2 separate regions of the Homo sapiens genome follow, and region 2 is linked to region 1. The links are chromatin loops, found by intact Hi-C in ENCODE. Cell type or tissue: endothelial cell of umbilical vein. All regions are shown on one strand. Each heading gives the region's core, and the rest is flanking DNA. Links, peaks and the distances in the headings are about the cores only.

Evidence for each region. A loop is a pair of places that touch in the nucleus more often than their neighbours do. Peaks named below come from ENCODE experiments on the same cell type or tissue, not always from the same donor. Only the 100,000 strongest peaks of a DNase experiment are listed, where the experiment ranks them.
Region 2: a loop joins it to region 1, with 2.4 times the contacts of the local background. A loop is called at or near these places in 5 of 110 quality-filtered maps.

What each region holds. Positions count from the first base shown.
Region 1 is chr14:64,631,323-64,644,626 of GRCh38, reverse strand. No RefSeq gene overlaps it. Among named protein-coding and RNA genes, the nearest start is that of PLEKHG3, 66 kb to the left of the region's middle. RefSeq lists an enhancer at 11,007-11,509. In endothelial cell of umbilical vein, for the core only: a CTCF peak has its summit at 7,746 (motif pointing right); a DNase peak (open chromatin) is centred at 7,776.
Region 2 is chr14:64,575,656-64,586,307 of GRCh38, reverse strand. The region is part of intron 8 of PPP1R36 (protein phosphatase 1 regulatory subunit 36); the gene reads right to left. Among named protein-coding and RNA genes, the nearest start is that of PPP1R36, 31 kb to the right of the region's middle. In endothelial cell of umbilical vein, for the core only: no CTCF peak of the experiment used is centred there; a DNase peak (open chromatin) is centred at 5,667.

The sequences.
Region 1 (13,304 bases), core at 3,136-11,135:
GACCTTTCCTGTCCATGCCAGCTCCTGGTAGGCTCTCTTCTCATGAGCTTCTCCAGCACATTCTGATGGTACCATCTGTTATCACATAATGTGTTTTGCCCTATTTACCACCTAGGAGAATGAATGCTGGCTGCTGTAACAGATGATCCAAATTCTCAGTCGATTAACACAATAAAAGTTATTTTCACTCGTCACAATACAAGGTGACTGTTCCTGGCCAGGTAAGCCTCCCACATAGTCATTCAGGGTCCCCCAAGCTCTCTCTACTTTGTGGCTCCATCCTTTTCTAGGTCCTTGGAGTCTTGGCCGTTTAGTTGGCAGATGAAAAAAGACAGCATGAGGAAGGTACACTCATTTCTTTCGTAAAACACTTTGGGAGATTCATCCATACTGTGACGTGAAGCAACAGTTCATTCTCTTTCATTGCTGTATAATATTCCATTGCATGAACATACCATGATTTATTCATTCATTCTACTACTAATGGGCATTAGGTTGTTTTCCGTTTTAAGCTATTATCAATAAAGCTATTATGAATGTGTCTTTTGGTGCACGTACGTGTACATTTCTGTTGGGCATGTACCTAGAAGTAGAATTCCTGGGTCATAGGGCATACATATGCAAAGATTTGGTATATGTTGGCAAATAGTTTTCCAAAGTGATTAGACAAATCCACATGCCCGTCAGCATTGCATGAGACTTCCAGTTGCTCCACCTCCTTGCTGACACTTGGTATTGTCTCTTTTTCATTTAGCTATGCTGGTATGGCTGCAGTGATGTCTCCTTGTGGTTTTAACTTGCATTTTCCTAATGACTAATGTTATTGAGGACTCTTTTAATAGGTTCATTAGCCATTTTGATATTCTGTTTTGGGAATTTCCTGTCCAAGGCTTTGGCCTACTTTTCTATTGGGAAGTCTGTTCTTTTCTTATTGGTTTGAAGAAGTTATTTATATATTCTGGATATGAATTCTTTGTCAAGTATATGTATTGCAGATATACTCTCATACTCTGGAGCTTTCCTTTTCACTCTCTACATGGTATTCTTGATAAACAGAAGTTTTGAACGTTAACAAAATTATGAAATGTCAATCTTTTCTTTTATGGTTAGTATTTTTTTGTGAACCATTCAAGAAATCTTTGTCTACCTCAAGGTCATGAAGATATTCTATGTTATCTTTTAGAAGCTTTATTATTTTGCCTTTCACATGTAGGTCTATGATTTATCTGTAATTTATTTTTGCGTTTGATATGATGTAGAGATCAAGGTTTGTTTTTTCCTGGTTGAATAACACCATTCTTCCTCCCACTTCATTGCAGTGGGAACTTTGTTGCAAATTAGGTGACTGTTTATGTGTGGGTCCATTTGGGGACTCTATTTTATTATATTGGTCTATTTGTTTATGCTCTCTCTGCTATCATGCACTTTTAGTTATGGTAGCTTAAAAATCAGTGCTTTATATCTTCTATCTTTGTTCTTCCTCAAGATTGTCTTTGCTGTGCTTAGCACTTTGCATTTCAAAATTTGCTTATCAGTTTTTACATGTACACATATAAGTCTGCTGGGATTTTGATTGGAATTGAATTGAATCTATAAATAAATTTGGGGAAGTTAACAGCTTTATAATATTCTTTCAATCCATGGACATAGTAGTATATGCCTCTTTTTTTGTAGTTTTTGGTATAGAAGTCTTACATATCTTTTGTTGTTTATTCCTAGCTAGTGTTTTTTGATGTTATTGACAAGGGAACTATTTTTGCAATTTCACTTTCCAAAGACATACAATTGACTTTTCTATACTGACCTGTCTGGTTATCTTGACACATTAATTTCTTAACCATTTTGACCACTCCCACTCACAGTTCATTAGCCAGAATGAACTGGCTACATCTAAATGCAAGGGAGGCTGGGACAGTGAGCCTACCTGAGTACCTAGGAAGAAACGGAAAGGAATTTCAGTGAACATAGAAGATGCTTCTACACTCTATGTTGAGATTTGAACATCCATGGGTTTACCCTGTGACCTCATTATGCTGCAAGGAGTTATAAAGCTTTATAAAGCTCTCCAGGAACTTAAACCAAGTGTTCAGCCAATTTATAACTTGAGGAGTCCTTTAGAATACTTTAATTTGAAAAAGATTGCATTAAAAGTTAAACTCTTATAAACTGTGGTACATCCATTTGATGGAATATGATTCAGCACTAAGAAGAAATGATCTATCAAGCCATGAAGACATGGAGGAAACTTAAGTGCATATTACTAATCAAAAGAAGCCAATCTGAGAATGCTATATACTGTATGACTCCAATTACATGATACTCTGAAAGAGGCAAAACTATGGAGACAATAAAAAGATCAGTGGTTGCCAGGAGCTAAGGGATGGAGAAGGATGAATAGGCAGAGCACAGAGGATTTTTAGGGCAGTGAAACTACTCCATATGATACTATAATGGTGGACACATGTCATTACACATTTGCTAAAACCCGTAGAATGTATAACAGCAAGAGTGAATCCAAATGTAAACAATGGACTTTGGGTGGTAGTGATGTGTGATAGGTTCATTGATTATAACAAAAGTACCACTCTGGTGTGGGATGTGGGTGGTGGTGGAGGCTTTGCACGTCGTGGGAGGAGGCATATGTGCACTATGTACCTTCTGCTCAATTTTACTGTGAATGTAAAACTGCTCTAAAAAATGAAGTCAGGCAGGCATGGTGACTCATGCCTGTAATCCTAGCAATTTGGGAGGTCAAGGTGGGAGGATCACTTGAACCCAGGAGTTTGAGATCAGCCTGGGCAACATAGAGAGATCCCAACTCTACAAAATAAAAATTAAAAATTAGCCAGGTGTGGTGGTGTGTGCCTGTAGTCTCAGCTATTTCGGAGGCCAAGGAAGGAGAATCCCCTGAGCCCAGGAGTTTGAGGCTACAGTGAGCCAAGATCGCACCACTGCACTCCAGTCTGGGTGAGAGAGTGAGAGCCTGTCTCAAAAAAGAAAAAAAAAGCCCAGGCACAGTGGCTCACACCTGTAATCCCAGCACTTTGGAAGGCTGAGGCAGGCAGATCATGAGGTCAGGAGTTCGAGACCAGCCTGGCCAACATAGCAAAACCACATCTCTACTAAAAATACAAAAATTAGCCAGACATCGTGGTGCACGCCTGTAGTCCCAGCTACTCGGGAGGCTGAGGCAGGAGAATCACTTGAACCCGGGAGGCGGAGGTTGTGTGAGCCAAGATTGCGCCACTGCACTCCAGCCTGGGCAGGAGAGCAAGACTCTGTCTCAAAAAAAAGTCTATTTTGGAAAATTTAAAGTTTGTCACTTTGGATAATCATATGGCCCCAAGGTAATCATAAACATATATGCAAAGCATCACTTTGAAGTCACATGGTAGAAATCTGTCATAAATTCAGAGTGGACATAAAAATGAACCAAATTATGCTCACGTTGCTATGATTTTAGATTAGCATTGAAATAAAATGCATGTCATACACTTCCTAAAGAACTTGCAGGCTATACTCCTGACCCTACTCCATCCCTTGATTATATTACAACTACCTAAGGCTGAAGTCACACATAAACAAGCTATAACCTGCCAAAGCTGGCTTCTTTACCTTGTGAATGACCTGGTTCAATTTTTTTCTCTTACTGCAATCTCTTGTTTTGTTTAATTGCTGTTAACAAGCACAAATGATTCAACTCTTTCAATTCATCTAATTTGCTTATAACAAAGCAGCTAAGCCCAGGTTCAGTCACTAAACCCCAATGACAGGTGTTGGGCATTGCTGAGTTATGATTGGTTGAATTTGAGGGTGGTCTTTCGTCTGTCAACAATGCCCATTCATGAGACTACAAGATAGAATTAACTGCTTTTACAGCTGGGTGCAGTGGCTTATGCCTGTAATCCCAGCACTTTAGGAGGACAAGGTGGACAAATCACTTGAGGTCAGGAGTTTGAGACCAGCCTGGCCAACATGGTGAAACCTTGTCTCTAGCAAAAAATACAAAAATTAGCCAGACATGGTGGCGGGCACCTGTAGTCCAAGCTACTTGGGAGGCTGAGGCACAAGAATCACTTGAACCCAGGAGGCAGAGGTTGCAGTGAGACCCTGTTTAAAAAAAAAAAATTAAGAATTAACTGCTTTTTTTTTTTTCCTTGAGATGAAGTCTCTGTTGCCCAAGCTGGAGTGCAGTGGCGCAATCTTTGCTCACTGCAACCTCCACCTCCCGGGTTCAGGTGATTCTTCTGCCTCAGCCTCCCGAGTAGCTGGGACCACAGGCGCATGCCACCGTGCCCGGCTAATTTTTGTATTTTTAGTAGAGACGGGGGTTCACTATATTGGCCAAGCTGGTCTCAAACTCCTGACTCCATGAGCCGTGAGCCGTCCGCCTCGGCCTCCCAAAGTGCTGGGATTACAGGCGTGAGCCACCGCGCCTGGCCCGAATTAACTGCTTTTACAGTGATCAGATGTGCTCTTCTTTCCTATTTTTCACAGGACATAATTTATATGAGTACATACCTGCAATGCTCAGTTCAATGGATTCCTAAGTTGGGATATGCCAACACAAAGTCTCCCCCTAAAAACATGTGCACATTTTCACTGCGCGTTTTGTGTAGATTGCACCTCTGTGAACAAAGGGGAAACTTGTGTATGAATGGAGTGCTGCCTGGTTTCACATCAGGCCAGGAGGGTATCTGATGAAAACTATCAAGGGCTGAGGCTCAGGTACAATCCTGCAACAGTTTGAACGCCAAGGAACAGTCCTAGGCCCTGAGTCTCCTCACAGAGGAGCTGCATCTGGTTATGCTTCATGCCCTCCACTGCAAGTCTTGCAGAGAAAGGGAGCTGCTCAGGGGGTGGTTTCCTGGCTCTACAGAACCTTGTTCTCACTTTCTCTTACCTTCCCTCTCCCTCCCCTCCTCTTTTCTCTCTCACTGTCTTGGCAGATGTTTAGCTAAGTGAGTTTCCTATTGTGGTCCTGTCAGAGGCCTGTGAACCAGAGCAACTCTGAACAGGAGCTGGGTAAAATGAGGCTGAAACCTACTGGGCTGCATTCCCAGACGGTTAAGACATTCTAAATGACAGGATAAGGTAAAAGGGCGGCACAAAATACAGGTCATAGAGACTTTGCTGATAAAACAGGTTGCAGTAAAAAAGCTGGCCAAAACACACCAAAACCAAGATAGCCACAAGAGTGACCTCTGGTCATCCTCACTGCTACACTCTCATTAGTGCCATGACAGTTTACAAATGCCATGGCAACGTCAGGAAGTTACCCTATATGGTCTAAAAAGGGGAGGCATGAATAATCCACCCCTTGTTTAGCATATCATCAAGAAATAACTATAAAAATGGGCAGCCAGCAGCCCTCGGGGCTGCTCTGTCTATGGAGTAGTCATCTTTTTATTCCTTTACTTTCTTAATAAATTTGTTTTTGCTTTGCACTGTGGGCTGGCCCTGAATTCTTTCTTGCATGAGATCCAAGAACCCTCTCTTGGAGTCTAGATGGGGACCCCTTTCCTGTAACATCTTCTCCTCCATTCCCCCACCCCCTGCACTCCCCAGCACACAGGGCTTTGCCGTTAGATGGCCTCTCTAATTTTTGTTTTGCTTTGTTTCAATATGTTTCTTTTTTATTTGCATAAATTTAAGGGGCACAAATGCAATTTTCTTTTCTCTTTTAAAAAATAATTTCAAGTTTTATTTTAGATGCAGGGGGTACATGTGCAGGTTTGTTCCCCAGGCACATTGCATGGTGCTCAGGTTGGGGATATGATCAATCCTGTCACCCAGGCAGTGAGCATAGTACCCAATAGTTTCTCAACCCTTGCCCTTCTCCCTCCCTCCCACACTAGCAGTCTGCATTGTCTATTTTTTTTTTCTTTTTTTGGATTGGGGGGGTTTTTTGTTTTTTTTGAGACGGAATCTTGCTCTGTTGCCTAGGCTGGAGTGCAATGGCATGATCTCGGCTCACTGCAACCTCTGCCTCCTGGGTTCAAGCTATTCTCCTGCCTCAGCCTCCCAAGTAGCTGGGATTACAGGCACCCGCCATCATGCGCGGCTAATTTTTGTAGAGATGGGTTTCACCATGTTGGCCAGGGTGGTCTTGAACTCCTGACCTCAGGTGATCTGCCTGCCTCAGTCTCCCAAAATGCCGGGATTACAGGCATGAGCCACCGCACCCAGCCCCCAGTGTCTATTTTTGCCATCTCTATGTCCATGAGAGTGGAATGTTTAGCTCCCATTTATAAGTGAGAACATGCAGTATTTGCTCTTCTCTTCCTGCATTAATTCCTATGCGTTAGGATAATGGCCTCCAGCTGCAGCCATGTTGCTGCAAAGGAAATGACTTCGTTCTTTTTTATGGCTGTGACAAATGCAATTTTCTTACATGGGTATCTTGTTAGTGGTGAAGTCTGGGCTTCAATGCATTCATCACCAGAATAATGTATATCGTGCCCATTAAGTAATTTCTCATCATCCACCCTCCTCTCACTTGTTTCAATATATTAGGGGTTTTTGTTTTGTTTTGTTTTAATGTGCTGGTGAATCACATCTGAACTTTAATTAGTGGCTTACATTAAAATTCTAAGGCCAGAAGTAAACGTGCCCAGACACATTGGCCTTCCGGGGTTCAAGAAAAAAAGAAATCCTCACAGCCTTTATCTCCTCTCCTCCACGTGTCAGCTGTAGTTTTTCTGGTCAGCACATTCTGGTCAGAGTTCTTGGTGTATGTTGCAATGTGTGTGTGCTTTTTTGGTTTCTTTTTTTGTTTTTCGAGAAAATGAGAATGGTAGAGCAGGATGACCCTGCATAACAGAGTGGGTAGGGCTGGCATAGCCCATTTCCATCATCATAGAATATTCCCATGATCTATGCCTCACTTAGGACCGAACCCTAGCCAAAGAGAACAAAGAGGCTTATCTAAAATACACTCCCTGACCAAATATTAGGTTAATAATGGGTTAATATTACCATCTTCTTAGATTATATAGTATTTTAGAACCAAATTAAGAATAATAAAACCAGGTGCCATGGCTCATGTCTGTAATCCCAGCACTTTGGGAGGGCAAGGCAGATGATAGCTTGAACCCAGGAGTTGGAGACCAGCCTGGGCAACATGGCGACACCCCGTTTTTACAAAAAATACAAAAATTAGCGAGGCACGATTTAGTCCCAGCTACTCAAGAGGCTAAAGTGGGAGGATTAATTGAGCCTGGGAATTCAAGACTCCAGTGAGCTATAATTGTGCCACTGCACTCCAGCCTGGGCAACAGAATGAGACCGTGTCAAAAAATAAAAAAGAATAAGAGCTACTATTAATATTTATTGAGCATTTACTATGTGCCAAGATTTTTGGATCCTTAAAATAATTCTGTGTGGTAGATATAACTACTAAATTGAAGGTTGCCCCATGTCCCGTAGCTGATAAGGCTGAAGCTATTAAAGGACAGTTCTGCTTATCTAATCTAGTGCTATTTGGCTGTATTCATTTCTATGGAGGCAATAAAATTGTAGGACAAAATAGATTATTTCAGGAGGCAAGTATTGAAATTTTCACTTAATCCAGTTCTCTTCAAGGTAAAAAACAAGGTCTAGCTGATTATCTCTATATTCTGGTCAGCTGAGTAACTCCTTCCTGGGGCCAGTGGCAAAGCCTGCCACAGATCTCGGAACCTGCAACTGAGGGGAAGGTTTGGAACTGGGTTTGGCGGGCGGAGTTCACTGACATTCTCAAAAGGCCCAGCAGGTGGCAGTGTTTCTCACTCCGCCAGAGCCCACGAGGGCCTCCAACAGGTCGCCCTAGAGACGTGAAGACAAACGTGGGGGCAGAAAGACCATGCCTGTGTTGTAATTTTCAAAACTTCGTCTTTTTATACATTTTATTTTTAAAACATTTTAGTAAAAATAAACAGAGTAGGCTTTAGTAGAAATAGGAGCAGGCACCTCCTTCCCTGCGCATCACCAGCTGCTCTCGGCTGCCCAAGCCCCTCACTGTGATGCTTACCACAGATCTGTCCTTCCAGAAACACCTCCAGGAGGATTATTTCCAATCCCCAGCTTCAACCGCCTGTCCTGCCACCCTCGTCACCCACCTGCCAGTTTGCTGCCCCACTTCCTGGAAGGCCAGCTCTGTGCAAATCTGGTGAGCCGACTCCAGTGGCTCAGCTCAGCTGTGATTCCCCCGGAACCCAGCACACCTCCAGGGAGACCGTGAGAGAGGCCATCTGAGGATAGCGCTGGTACCCACACGAGTAACTACAGGTGGCGGCTGTTTGCTGACATTTCAGGCCCAATAGAGGCTTTGCCAGGTTTATGCCTGCACCTCCAGTAGGGAGCTACTGCAGGTTCAGCTGCAAGCAGCAGTGAGAAGTGTCTCCTCCCACCCACAGCCTTCACATAAGTACTTCTACCATCTGCCGTACAGCCTGAAGTCCCAGGTTTGGGGATGGGTGACACACATCTTTTCAAGTTAAAAAAAATTTTTTTTGTTTTTGTTTCTTTGTGGAGACAGGGTCTATGTTGCTCAGGCTCCTGGACTCAAGCCATCTCCCACCCTGGCCTCCCCAAGTGCTGGGATTATAGGCCTGAGCCACCACACCTGGCCTCATACACTCCTTTTGATTTTGAGGATGGTCAGATTTTCAAGAGCTTCATATAAAAAACGTGAATGTATCATGATTGGGGAGTTCGCATCAAATCCAGATGCAAATACTATGGAAGTGGAGGGGAGATGGTTCAAAATAAACATGGTAAGAAGCTCATTGGTGCTGGGCACGGTGGCTCAGATCTGTAATCCCAGAACTTTGGGAGACCGCGGCAGGTGGATCGCTTGAGGTCAAGAGTTTGAGACCAGCCTGGACAACATGGTGAAACCCCCGTCTCTACTAAAAATACAAAAATTAGCCGGGCATAGTGGTGGGCGCCTGTAATCCCAGCAACTCTGGAGGCTGAAGTAGAGAATCACTTGAACCTGGGAGGTGGAGGTTGCAGTGAGCCAAGGTTGTGCCATTGCACTCCAGCCTGGGTGACAGAGTGAGACTCCATCTCAAAACAAAACACAAAAAAACTCATTGGTAATTTTCCTAATGATTGTCGTTTCTTATGCAAAAATTGTATTAATTTTAAAGTTAATTAAAAAGTCAAACATTCCTAAAAAGTTTTTTTTTTTTAAACAGACCACTTTAACCCCTCCAAGATTTGGTTGGAGGGGCAGGCATCAGGCAGGTAGGAGATGCTAGGAAATTTGAGGGGAAACTTTTATTAAGTCTGTCCTTTGCCTATTGGCTAACTTTAATGGGGATTGCTAAATGCCTACTGTGTGCCATGCGATATGATAGACACTATGTATAGATTGTATTATTTAGTATTGGGCCATTTTATGGACAGGAAACCAAGGCTTAGCACAGTCAACTTGTCCAAAGTCAGCTAACTTACAAGCAGTAGCCAGGATTCAAGAACTTTCTGCTTTTCTACTTGACCACACTGCAACATAACCAACATAACAAATCTAAGGTAAGTGACTAGTTGCTGGAAATCCCCCAGTCTTTGTCCGAGGTCTTTATTGAAATGCAAGGACAGAATTATAGTTAATTCCTCTGACTTCCTGGGTTCTCAAATGCTCCCATGTGGGAAATGCTATACGTACAAGGATGTCCTATGACTGTACCTACAATCAGGACTGGTGTTCAGACATGGGGACTTCCATGTGGACTAGCAATGCCATATGCTATTCAAAAGGGGGATTTGCTCAGCCCATGGGAAACACAGTGAAGCCCTGATTCCGACTGCATGTCCTTTTTTATTCCCAACACACAGAACTCAGTACTCTTTGCCCTGTTCCCTGTGCACCTCCTGGTGGCTCTTCCTTCCCGCTCTCCTTCCTGAGAAAGTCTGTTTTGCTCTCAGGCCTTAGCAATCAGGGCCAGCCCATTGTATTTGGTTTCCATGGAATGGAATTTATATTCTTGAATATATTGAAGGGGTATATTTTTCTTTCCACTTAAATCATGATGCTCTGTGGCTCTCCACTCATTTAATCAACAGGTTTCTATGCTTCAGGGAAAGAGAGATACTGTTGGGAACAACCAGTTCACTGCTTAGTTTTGGTTGCCAAATTCATTTTTTTTAATCCCTTGCAAGACAATAGTAGTGAAAAATTGTCTCTAAAGTGGGGTGTGCCCAAGACAGCACAATGGGGACAGAAAGCAAATATTAGAATTGTTATTTTCATTTTTTACCTTATCTTTTAAAATGTCCATTTTGGGATGTATGTGTTATAACGCATGTAATATATTAATACAGTGTTACATGTATATCTACCATATACAGATATACATGTTACCATATATACATATATAACCAAGTATATATTAATATATATGGCATACACAAATATATTAAATATACATTTATGTATGTGCTTAAGTTTTTTTTGTTGTTAGGAATGCATGATCAAAAAATTAAGGCCACTACTCTTGAAAGGAAGACTTGGTTTTGAGTAGATAATTTTTTTTCTAAATTCTAAAAAGTTCACTTTAACGATCAAAAGTATAGCTTAGAGTTCTATGTTGACTTCTACTACGAGCCTTAGGTAGAGATAACTTAAGCACCCACTCATCTGGGGGAAAATAGACTGTATCTCCAGTGTGGGAAGCTGAGGGAGAGAGAAGGTAGAAGGCAAATAGTGTATGTGGGGCAGGGAAGGGGAGCAGGTCCCACTCCCCACTTGGGTAGGTTTAGAAGGCTCCTGTTGGGTAAGTTTAGGAAACTCCAGAACAGTGGGGCTGTTTTTTCTTTCCTCAAGTGTCTTAGGGAAGGTCCGGGTCCAACATGGGCCCCCCAGGCTGAAGGTGGGCTGCCGGACAGCCTCACAGAGCCCTGAGCCCTGCAAGGTGAATGTAGAGGCAGCTGGGGGGCCCAAAGCCCTAAGGGGTTGAGTCCTTAGAACCAGTGGATTCCAGAAGGTTGGGGGAGAATGAGACGCCACAAAATGCAAAAACCAAATGACCAGAGGAAACACAGATGTAGGGGCTAAAAGGGCCAGGTGGGACCAGCTTCACTTGAGCAAGCCAGTGGCAGGCATAGGATGGTGGGGGCCCAGCCCGGCCCAGCCACCCTACAGTGAAGACAGGGAAGGATGTGGCAGACGGCCTCCGGGCCTCCACCCCCACAAGGACACGAGCACATGCCTTCCCATCCTGATGCTTCTGTAGCCGCATACCATCTGCTATGGGCTGAACTGTGCCCAGCCCCATTCCTATGTTGAAATCCTAACCTCCAGTGCCTCAGAAGGTGACCTTATGTGGAAACAGAGTGGTTGCAGATATAATTAGTTAAGATGAGGTCATACTGAAGTAGGGTGAGCCCCTGATCCAACATAATTTGTGTCCTTATAAAAAGGGGAAGTCGGCCGGGCGCGGTGGCTCACGCCTGTAATCCCAGCACTTTGGGAGGCCGAGGCGGGTGGATCATGAGGTCAGGAGATCGAGACCATCCTGGCTAACAAGGTGAAACCCCGTCTCTACTAAAAATACAAAAAATTAGCCGGGCGCGGTGGCGGGCGCCTGTAGTCCCAGCTACTCGGGAGGCTGAGGCAGGAGAATGGCGTGAACCCGGGAAGCGGAGCTTGCTGTGAGCCGAGATTGCGCCACTGCAGTCCGCAGTCCGGCCTGGGCGACAGAGCGAGACTCTGTCTCAAAAAAAAAAAAAAAAAAAAAAAAAAAAGGGAAGTCAGAGACAGATGCACACAGGAAGGACACCATGTGAAGAGACACAGGAGGAAGACAGCCAGCTACAAGCCAAGGACAAAGGCCTGGGACAGATCCTTCCCTCAGAAGGGACCAACCCTGCCAACACCTTAAACTCAGATTTCCAGCCTCCAGAAGTGAGAGACAATAAATTCCTATTGTGTAAACCATTCCATCTGTGGCACTTTATTACGGCAGTGTTAGCAAATATCGCACCAGCTTTGCTAAACAAGCAAGGGGGTGGGGAGAGATTGGAAAGACTAGACCATTATTCAAGAGGGGCCGAGATCATCTGGAAGAGACTGTACTAAATGGAAAGAAAATTAGTTCTCCTGAGTTACCTTTCATAGACAAGTGAAGTCCTCTGCCCCCACCAGAGGCAATAGAAGCCTTAGAGGAAGATAAGAATAATCACAAAGAAGCCTGTCCTTTTTTGCACATCTGAGTACACTGAATAAAATTCCAGCTGTATTCGAATCTCAGAGATATAGCCTATCCTGGCCTGCTCTCTCGGTGTGACCAGAACCCATCCTCCTGGGCATTTTATGATTTCTAGACTGGCCACTTTCTTCTCATTGATACCAGCTTCCTGACTCGTTGCCATAGTTCCAGTGGCAAATTCCTAAGCTGGCCACAAGAGCAGTGGCATGCTGACGTGGGTTTGTACCAGCTCCCAAGAGCTGGCTGTTAAATTTTCAGGAATTTTGTGAGCCAGTTAAACACGGCCATTATTAAAGATCAAATTATAAATATGACCAAAATTTTTAAAAAGTATTGAATACTCAAAAATCATCATTTTCTAATTATTTTCTTATATTTTACTATTATGTTTTCTGGGTTATTATATCTGTTACATTTGTATGATGGAAATACTTTGTAATGAATTGTTACTGTGTGTTTCTTCCCAATTTCATGTTCAGTAAATTCAGGTAGCTCAAAATCAACTATAGTGGGAGTATTTACACTATGGAAATTGGTAAATGCTACATATCAGCCCCCACCTCAAGGAGAGCCAGTTGTTAAAAATTTACTAGCATAGGCTGGGCGCAGTGGCTCATGCCTGTAATCCCAGCACTTTGGGAGGCCAAGGTGGGCGGATCACCTGAGGTCAGGAGTTCAGACCAGCCTGACCAACATGGAGAAACCCCATCTCTACTAAAAATACAAAATTAGCCAGGCGTGGTGGCACATGTCTGTAATCCCAACTACTTGGGAGGCTAAGGCCATAGAATAACTTGAACCCAAGAGGCAGAGGTTGCGGTGAGCTGAGATTGTGCCATTGTACTCTAGTCTGAGCAACAAGAGCAAGACTCCGTCTCAAAAAAAAAAAAAAATATACCAGCCCATCACTACATAGATGCTGCCATGGGCCTTGAGTTCTGCATTCTTTTTTGAGATGAGGTCTTACTCTGTCACCCAGGCTGGAGTGCAATGACAGGATCACAGCTCACTGCAACCTTGACCTCCCACGTTCAGGTGATCCTCCTGCCTCAGCCTCCTGAGTAGCTGAGACTACAGGTGCATGCCACCATGCCCAGTTAATTTTTGTAT
Region 2 (10,652 bases), core at 2,653-10,652, 58 kb after region 1:
CTTGCAACACAAATTCAATGTTAAGAATACTATACTTGGCAAGATGCAGTGGCTTACGCCTGTAATTAGCACTTTGGGAGGCCGAGGTGCGTGGATCACTTGAGGCCAGGAGTTTCAGACCAGCCTGGCCAACATGGTGACGCTGTTAAAGTACTAAAAGTACTAAAAGTACAAAAATTAGCTCTACTAAAAGTACAAAAATTAGCTGGGTGTGGTGGCGGGCGCCTCTAATCCCAGCTACTCGGGAGGCTGAGGCAGGAGAATTGCTTGAACCCGGGAGGTAGAAGTTGCAGTAAGCCGAGATTGTGCCACTGCACTCCAGCCTGGGCAACAGAGCAAGACTCCATCTCAAAAAGAAAAAAAAAGAATACTATACTGGCATGGGCGCAATTAGTGAACATGGCCTCCCCTCCTAACAATTCTGATTCTGACTCCCAGCCTAGGAAACCAGGCCTGGTCTGGGGAGCCCTTGAGAGTTGACTGAGGGGGTTATGCACCTGCAGTCACTTGATCAGTCACAGCGGCCAAGGCCAGACCCTGGACACTTCAAGGCTGATCCTGGTTTTGCTTCTTTTTTAAGACAGAGCTGGAGTGCAGTAGTGTGATCATAGCTCACTATAGCCTTGACCTTCTGGGCTCAAGCAATCCTCCCACCTCCCAATCCTCCCACCAGACTGTAGGAGTTCAGGATGGTTCTGGAGAGCCTGGTACCCACCTCAGCCTCACAAGAAGCTGGGACCACAAGTATACACCACCACACTGGCTAATTTTTTTTTTTTTTTTTTTTTTTTGAGACAGGGTCTCATTCTGTCATCCAGGCTGGAGCACAGTAGCATGATCATGGCTCACGGCAGCCCTGACCTCCCCAGGCTTAGGTGATCCTCCCACCTCAGCCTCCCAAGTAGCTGAGACTACAGGCACACACCAACATGACCAGCTAATTTTTGTATTTTTTGTAGAGATGGGGTTTCACCATGTTGGCCAGGCTGGTCTCGAACTCCTGAGCTCAAGCTATCCACCTACCTCACCCTCCCAAAGTGATGGGATGACAGGCGTGAGCCAAGGTGCCCGGCCTGCTTCTGCTTTTGTTGGGGCCTTCCTTGGAGGAACTGTGACTCTGAGGATTGGCCTTGGTACCAGGCTCTCCAGAACCATCCTGAACTCCCACAGTCTGGGAAAGATGACCCAAACCTCACAGGACCTTCGGCCTTCTCACAGGGACTTCCTGGTCTGAATGGGCCCAAACTAGCCCTCCACTTGGGGAATGAGGCCAAAGAGGTGGTTACTGGGGCCTGCCCCTCCCCTCCTACAGACTCTCTTCATTATATATTGGTTTCTTCATGTGCAAGTCTTCAATAAAGAACTACGGCAATAGCAATTAGAGTGAACATGGACTAAGTATGGACTATGTGCCGGGTACTGCACTAAGCCCTTTACATGTATGATCCTATCTAGTCTTTATAACATCCTGCACCACGCTAAGCCCTTTACATGTATTATCATATCTGGTCTTCATAACATCCCTATGGTATAGTCAACATTATTATTCCCACTTCTCAACTGAGGAAACTAAAGTTGAGACTTAAGTCCAAAGACATATATCTAATTAGGGACAGATCCTGTACTAAAACTCGGGCCTGTCAGATACCCACGTCTGTCCTCATAACTGGACTGTGAGGAGAATAAGCTTTTTTCTTTAAAATAGTTTGCAGATAAACGTACTGAACAACAGAGCTCAGCGGAAACTTTTCAGAGCAAGCCTCAGCATTTCTTCTCTGTGCCACCTGAGGCCTCCACCTGAGGGGTGTGCTGATGTGAAATTTCCACCCTTTCAAAGCTCCTCTTCCATAACTAACTGTAAATCTTCTGCCAGCTGAAACCAGAGACCATGAACACCTGCCAAGCTGAAGCAAGAAAACTAGCCAAAGTCTGTTTTGGGAATAAAGTCAGCTTGTATTCTGGGAGATCTAGAGCAGAGCTCACATCAGCACAAGGCAAACCAGCACCATCTTAGCATGGTTTTGAAATGAGAGTGATTGCCCAGGAAACACACTTTCTTTCCTTTTCTTTCTGGGTTCTTTTTTTAGACATTAGAAGAGAAGGTAAGGCTGGGCACAGTGGCTCACGCCTGTAATCCCAGCACTTTGGGATGCTAAGGCAGGCGGATCACCTGAGGTCAGGAGTTCAAGACCAGCCTGGCCAACATGGCGAAACACCATCTCTACTAAAAATACAAAAATTAGCCGGGCGTGGTGGCAGGTGCCTGTAATCCCAGCTACTCGGGAGGCTGAGTCAGGGAGAATTGCTTGAACCCAGGAGGCGGAGGTTGCAGTGAGCCAAGATCACGTCACTGCACTCCAGCCTGGGCGACAGAGCAAGATTCCATCTCAAAAAAAAAAAAAAAAAAGAGGAGGTAACATGAACCTCTTTCCACTTTCCCTCGAGTTGCCATACACACTGGAACTCTTTCTCTCTTTTTTTTTTTTTTTTTTTTTTGAGATGGAGTTTCACTCTTGTCTAGGCTGGAGTGCAATGGCACGATCTTGGCTCACCGCAACCTCTGCCTCCCGGGTTCAAACGATTCTCCTGCCTCAGCCTCCCAAGTAGCTGGGATTACAGACATGCGCAACCACGCCTGGCTAATTTTGTATTTTTAGTAGAGATGGGGTTTCTCTGTGTTGGTCATGGCTGTCTCAAACTCCTGACCTCAGGTGATCCGCCTGTCTCGGCCTCCTGAAGTGCTGGGGTTACAGGCGTGAGCCACAGCGCCCGGCCTAACTCTTTCTCTCTTAATGCCCAAAGCAAACTGATGTAACCCATACTGCAAAAATTAAGTACAGAATGTCATGGGTTTCTTCTTGCCATTCTGATTTAGCCCTGCATATGAAATAGAAATGCGTCCAGGAAATGGGTGCATACAGTGAATACATCTGGGGACTTCATAGTTAAAAGCTCTACAAATTTACTTCTGGCTGGTATATTTTGAGTCGTTTTCCTGTCTATTTTGGTATTTTATAATTTTTATATTAAGTACATATACTTAAAATAAATTGATTATAAATTTAAAAATTTATTGATTATAAAATAACAAAATTGGCCTGGCATGGTGGCTCACACCTGTAATTCTAGCGCTTTGGAAAGCCAAGGCAGGCAGATCGCTTGAGCTCAGGAGTTCAAGACCAGCCTGGGCAAGATGGCAAAACGCGATCTCTACAAAAATACAAAAAAAAAATATATATATATATATATATAGCTGGGAGTGGTGGCACACGCCTTGTAGTCCCAGCTACTTATGGGGCCAGGTGGGAGGATCGCTTGAGAACAGGAAGTTGAGGCTGCAGTGAGCCAAGATAGTGCCACTGCACTCTAGCCTGGGTGGCAAAGTGAGACCCTATCTCAAAAAAAATAAAAAATAAAAATAAATTAAATTAAATTTTAAAAAATTAAAATAACAAAATTTAAGCCTCCCAGAATCGTCTGCAAATAGAAATGGGGTTTAAACAATACAATCCGTGGAAATATAATGCAAGCCATAAATTAATTTTAAATTTTCTAGTAGCCACAGTGAAGAGAAACAAGTGAAGCTAATTTTAATAATAAATTTTATCCAAACCCCCAAAATATTATCATTTCAATATAGAAGCAATATTTCTAAAGTATTGAGATGTTTTATTCATATTTAGACTTTCTGTGTACAGTGCTTATTTTTCACTTATAGTATGTTTCAATTTGGACTACTACATTTCAAAGTGCTCAACAGCCGCGTGTGGCAAGTGGCCACCATGCTGGTCAGCACAGACACCATGCATTCCATGTTTGAGGACACAACCCAAAGGAAAGAGGGGAAAGCCAGCCTGGTAGTAAATCTAGAGAATTTTAGTGGCCTGTTATGATGCTCTCTTATTCCTTCTTGCTACCTTAGACTCTTGGCTCCAAATCAAAATGAGGAAAGTATATTTTATGATTTGTCATTCCTAAAGGGAAACAAAGTCTAGACCCAGGGTTCTGGGCTAGGGAGAAAAAAAGTTGTGCTCCCCCACTTGCCCCCTGCTGCTCTAGGTGAAATCAGGTTTAAAAGAAGGTCAAGGCCTGCTCTATACAAGAGTGTCAAAGGGATGTATTTTAGGGGAGGGGAAAGAGGCTTTGGTGCATGTGACTGGGGGTAAGGGTAGAGGAATAGGGCTTAGGGATAATTTACACACCTGAGTTTCAAAAAGACTCCCTTTTTCCCCGTCAGCCCCACCGCTAGCCTCTCTGGTTGCCCATCAAGTGACAGCTGCACTGAGAACAGTGGAAGAAGGTATAAATACTAGCGTAGAGGCGGGGGTGGAGCCAGCATTGGCCATCACCAAAGAGATCTAACTATGGCATGTGCCTGCCACCAAGGAGGTTTTCATATCTAACTTGGAAAACACAGAGAACTTTTACTGAACGTGTTCATCAAAATTCTGCCAAAGCTTTCAGGATGTCAGGGTTCCTCAGACATTTAAAGGCACATCCTTCTACTTCTCAAGAGACATGAAAGCACTAAATTAACAGCACCCAAACTGCTGGTTCTACTAAAATCTTTAATCATAGAGATACGCAGCATAATGTGTTGTAGTCAAATATTAAGTGTGCACATGAGACAAAACAGGGACCACCCCCCACACTTAGGGATCTGCCACCCCACCCCCACCCCCAAACATGGAAATAAAGGGAAGCCTTGAGTTCTTGTAAGGGAAATTCCAGGCACCTAGCTAGCCCTGAGAAGTAAATGAGCAACTTGATAAGAAGATAACAGTAGCTTAAAAGACAGCCAAGGAAGTTAGAGTCACAAGATGTTTGGTTCCCTATATAAAGTAAAAATAACATTTTAACATATGTCCCTGCGTTGTTTTTCAGAAACTCAGACCCCCACCAAATGGGTCCACTGGCATGTAGACCTCAGATAAGGGGAGACTGAGGACTGAACTCTAACTGCATTCATTGTTCTAAAGTTCTTCCTGAGAGGCCTAGAAGTCATGTACATGAGCCAGACCTAACACATCTTTCTGCAGACCCCAAGTTTTTAAAACAAAGCTGCTCTACCTTAACCAAATCAGAAAATCTTGGAATCTGCTTATGACCTGTAAGGCCCCGCTTCAAAATATCCTGCCTTTTTAGTCCAAACCAATATATAACCTCTATGTATTGATTTACAACTTTGCCTGTAACTTCTGCTTTCCTGAAATGTACTCCTGCCTTTAAAAACCCTTGCTTACAAGCCATCAGAGAGGTCAGGTCTTAAGTGAGAGCTGCCTGATTCTACTTGCTTGCCAACCTGCAAATAAATACCCTCCTTTCTCCTGATATTACAAACCACGGTGTGGATGTTTCACCTGACTGCATCAGGCAAGCGGACCCCAGTTCACTTCGGTAACACATATATGAAAGAGAAAAGTCAGAAAATACACATGAAAATATTAGCTTACTGAAATCGGAAAGAAGTGGAATGTTAAAATGAGTTAATCACTTATAACCGGCAAAAACATTGTCCTCATCTTCTCCTGCATAAAAGCCACCAAAAGAACAATATAAACTTCCGAATCATGGCAAAAACCTGTTCCAGTCTGTCTTTTATGTCCTTTGTTCAGCGTTTGACCTGTATGGAATTTGTTACGTGGGTGGTGAGATCTGCGCTCATTCTTCTATAAACTGCTATCCAGCAGGCAGAGGAAACATGGGTTATGTCGCATACAGTGGAAAAATGACCAGCACCATCTGGAAATGAGCTAGTGCTAACCAGAGGCCATCATCTACTTTCAAACATATGTGTTCCTTTAAAGGTTTGTGTAAAAATTGCCTTGGAAAAAGTATAATTACTTCAGTGGAGGCTCTATGCCGAGAACTAAAAAATATTATAAATTCTCTAATTATGGTATAATTGTTTATAGTTTGCTTTTTATCCCAACATTGGTTTGCAATGTATATGTGTTTTTAAAGATTAAACATTAAGTATGAGAAATTTAAAAAAAATTTTTTTGAGGCAGGGTGTTGTTCTGTCACCAGGTTGGAGTGCAGTAAGTAGCACAATCATGACACATTGCAGCCTCAACCTCCCTGGCTCAAGCAGTTCTCCCACCTCAGCCTCCCAGGTGGCTGGAACTACAGGCATGCACCACCATGCCCAGCTAATTCTTTAATTTTTTTCTGGAGAGAGGCTCTCACTGTGTTGCCCGGGCTGGTCTCGAACTCCTGGGCTCAAGTGACTTTCCTGCCTCAGTCTCCCAAAGTGCTGGGATTACAGGCATGAGCCACTGTGCCTGGCCAAAATCATTTCTTAAGAGCATGTTTTTGTTTTGTTTTTTTTGTTTTTTGAGACGGAGTCTCGCTCTGTCGCCCAGGCTGGAGTGCAGTGGCGCGATCTCAGCTCACTGCAAGCTGCGCCTCCCAGGTTCACGCTATTCTCCTGCCTCAGCCTCCCTAGTAGCTGGGACTACAGGCGCCCGCCACCACGCCCGGCTAATTTTTTGTATTTTTAGTAGAGATGGGGTTTCGCCGTGTTAGCCAGGATGGTCTCGATCTCCTGACCTCGTGATCTGCTCACCTCGGCCTCCCAAAGTGCTGGGATTACAGGCGTGAGCCACCGCGCCTGGCCCAAGAGCAGGTTTTTTAACCTTAAATCCTAGTTTTCTAACTAGAAGTGACACTTTAAAGACAAAAGAAATTAGTGTCAATATTAATAGTGATGTTATAAATGATTGAGTAGGAAACTGTAAAGATGACTGTAATTTTATCATAATGCTTTTCCTAAAAACTTTGTCAAGAGAAAACACTACTTCTTTCTAAACAATGAAGTCTATAGCAAGCTGAACCTCCACCAACAGCCCTAAACACCTGTAAAAGCTTCCTGTTTTTGGATCACAGGAAGGTATTTTTGATGCTGAAACATCCCCAACTTTTAAGTATCTCTATATTAAATCTACTACTATACCTCACTCATCAGAGAGATTAAATGTAATAATTCCATTAGTTTATATATGCTCTTGTCCTTTTGGGTTTCTTTTTTCTTTTAATTTTTATTTTAGGTTTGGGGGTACATGTGAAGGTTTGTTAAATAGATAAACACGAGTCACGGGGGTTTGTTGTACGTATTATCACATCGCTCAGGTATTAAGCTCAGTAGACAATACTTATCTTTTCTGCTCCTCTCCCTCCTCCTACCATTCCCACCTCAAGTGGACCCCAGTGTCTGTTGCTTCTTTCTTTGTGTTCATAAGTTCTTATCATTTAGCTCCGACTTATAAATAAATGAGAACATGCAGTATTTCGTTTTCTGCTCCTGTGCTAGTTTGCTAAGGATAATAGCCTCCAGCTCTATCCATGTTCCCACAGAAGGCATGATCTCATTCTTTTTTATAGCTGCAGAGTATTCCAAGGTGTAAACGTACCACCTTTTCTTTATCCAGTGTGTCACTGTTGGGCATTTAGGTTGATTCCATGTCTTTGCTATTGTGAACAGTGCTGCAGTGAACATTTGCATGCATGTGTCTTTATGACAGAATGCTTCACATTCCTCTGGGTATATACCCAGTAATGGGAATGCTGGGTTGAATGGTAGTTCTGCTTTTAGCTCTTTGAGGAATCACCATACTGCTTTCCACAATGGTTGAACTAATTTACATCCCACCAACAGTGTATAAGCGTTCCCTTTTCTCTGCAACCTAGCCAGCATCTGTTATTTTTTGACTTTTTAATAATGGCCATTCTGACTGATGTGAAATAGTATCTCATTGTGGTTTTTATTTTTTACTGTAACCCACAGAAAGAAATATATTTAATAGAGTCCCCAGTACACACTGAAACAAGTCTCCTAAAACAATACTTACTTTTACTTTTTATGATGTACTCTGATTTTTAAAGTTCTAGTCTACTCTCTTCAAGACTTACTAAATTGATTTCAAGATCCATTAATGTGTTGTACTCTGAAAAACACTGGTTTAGGAGCGTTACTGTAAGAAAGAACAACAGGCTGTAGAAAGCTGAATGCATAAAAGATGAGGACTGACTGTACTTTTGAAAGACACAAAAAGTGCCAAGCATGGTGGCACATACCTATAATTCCAGCACTTTGGGAGGCCGAGGCAGGTGGATCACCTGAGGTCAGGAATTCAAGACCAGCCTGACTAACATGGTGAAACCCCATCTCTACTAAATACAAAAAATTAGCCAGGCGTGGTAGCAGAGTTTGTGGTGGGCCGAGATCGCGCCATTGCACTCCAGCCTGGGCAACAAGAGTGAAACTCCATCTCAAAAAAAAAAGGCCAGGTGCAGTGGTTCACGCCTGTAATCCCAGCACTTTGGGAGGCCGAGGCAGGCGGATCACAAGGTCAGGAGATCGAGACCATTCTGGCTAACATGGTGAAACCCTGTCTCTACTAAAAATACAAAAAATTAGCCGGGCGTGGTGGCGGGCGCCTGTAGTCCCAGCTACTCGGGAGGCTGAGGCAGGAGAACAGCGTGAACCCGGAAGGCAGAGTTTGCAGTGAGCCAAGATCGCACCACTGCACTCCAGCCTGGGTGACAGAGTGAGATTCCATCTCAAAAAAAAAAAAAAAAAAAAAAAAAGTAATCATGGCAGCAAAGCTTAAAAATGCTATGATGTTGGATATGTTATCAGAAGCAGACACCAAGACAGGACTAGACATGAGATTTATTGGAGAAAGACAAGATTTATTGGAGAAAATTATGGTGACAGAAAATGAGGAGAGAACTGGAGAAGGCAAGGAGTGCCGTCACACCTCAATGCATGTCTGACCCTGTGAGAGAGGAAAGGCAGGAGGGTCTGGGTAGGAAGGAACTCAGACAGAGGCACAGCTCTAGGAAAGTTTTGACCAGGCCAAAGGGGAGTCCTCAAGCTGACGCTGTCAGTCAGAGAAGTCCCGCAACTGTGGGGAATGGGCTTGCTGCACCCAGACACTGGCAGGAGGCAGCCTGTGGGAGGCATGGTGCAATGAGCTGAATGTTTGTGTTCCCCCAAAATTCATATGTTGAAATACTAACTCCCAGTGTGATGGTCTCAGGATGTGAGGCCTTTGGAAGTAATTAAGTCACGGACATAGAGCCCGTATGCATTGTGTGAATTAGTGTTCTAGAAAAGAGACCCCAGAAAGCTCTGTCATCCTCTTTCTGCCATGGTGAGGATACAATGAGAAGCTGGCAGTCTGCAACCTAGAAGAGGGCCCTCACCAGAGCCTGACCATGCTGGTATACTGATCTTAGACCTGCAGCCTGTAGAACTCTGAGAAATACATTTCTGTTGTTTATAAGCCACCCTGTCTATGGTACTTTGCTATAGCAACCCAAACAGGCTAAAACATGTGGCCTCAGTGCAGACCTGGTGGTGGATTCAGGTGCAACAGCTGGGGCCACTGCTCAGTTACGCTCCCTGAGTGCCACATTTTCATCGTCCCATGCTGGAAAGCAGAACCAAACTTGTCAACTCCATAACAGAACTGCAGCAACAAAAACTTGAAAGCTGCAGAACGGATGTAGTAGAATAAAGAATGGGTGTTGTCAGGAATACACATTAAGAGTGTATTCCCAAATCATGAAAAATCACACACACATGGTGAATCAAATCACAGAGATGCTGGGCCTTGGAAGTGGATCGAGGACATCCACCACTATAGAAACAGGGGTGCAAGAGAAGAGAAATGGCCGACAACGCCAAGATACAACCAACAAAACAAAGAAAGTGAGCCTGAACTGAAAGTATATCGATGCAAACATCAATAAATATCAAGTTCCATCTGAGAGAAACTTCATATGTATATCTGTTTTTTAACTTTATAAACTAATATACGATCCTTATGAATAGCCAAGAAGAAATTAGAGAACATATGCCTGTGCCTCTCAGACCCTGGGTAACTTGGAAAAAATCTACCCAACTAAAGAACGAATTAGGGCGGAGTGCCGTGGCTCATGCCCGTAATCCCAGCACTTTGGGAGGCTGAGGTGGGTGGATCACCTGAGGTCAGGAGTTTGAGACCAGCCTGACCAATATGGTGAAACCCCATCTCTACTAAAAATACAAAAATTAATCAGGCATGGTGGTGTGTGCCTGTAATCCCAGCTACTCGGGAGGCCGAGACAGGAGAATCACTTGAACCTGGGAGGCAGAGGTTGCAGTGAGCCGAGATCACACCATTGCACTCCAGCCTATGGGGACAAGAGCGAGACTTTGTCAAAAAAAAAAAAAAAAAAAAGATACTCAGTCAAATAAAACATCTTTAAGCTTTTTATACACCTTTAAACTATCAAAAATATTAAAGTAATAAAACCCAATGCAACCAGATATACTTACTGCTGATGGTAATACAAAATGTCTTAAACTAGGCCAGGCGCAGTGGCTCACACCTGTAATCCCAGCACTTTGGGAGGCCGAGGCGGGTGGATCACGAGGTCAGGAGATCGAGACCATCCTGGCTAACATGGTGAAACCCTGTCTCTACTAAAAATACAAAAAATTAGCTGGGCGTGGTGGCGGGCGCCTGTAGTCCCAGCTACTTGGGAGGCTGAGACAGGAGAATGGCGTGAACCCAGGAGGCGGGGCTTGCAGTGAGCCAAGATCGTGCCACTGCAGTCCAGCCTGGGCAACAGAGCAAGACTATGTCTCAAAAAAAAAAAAA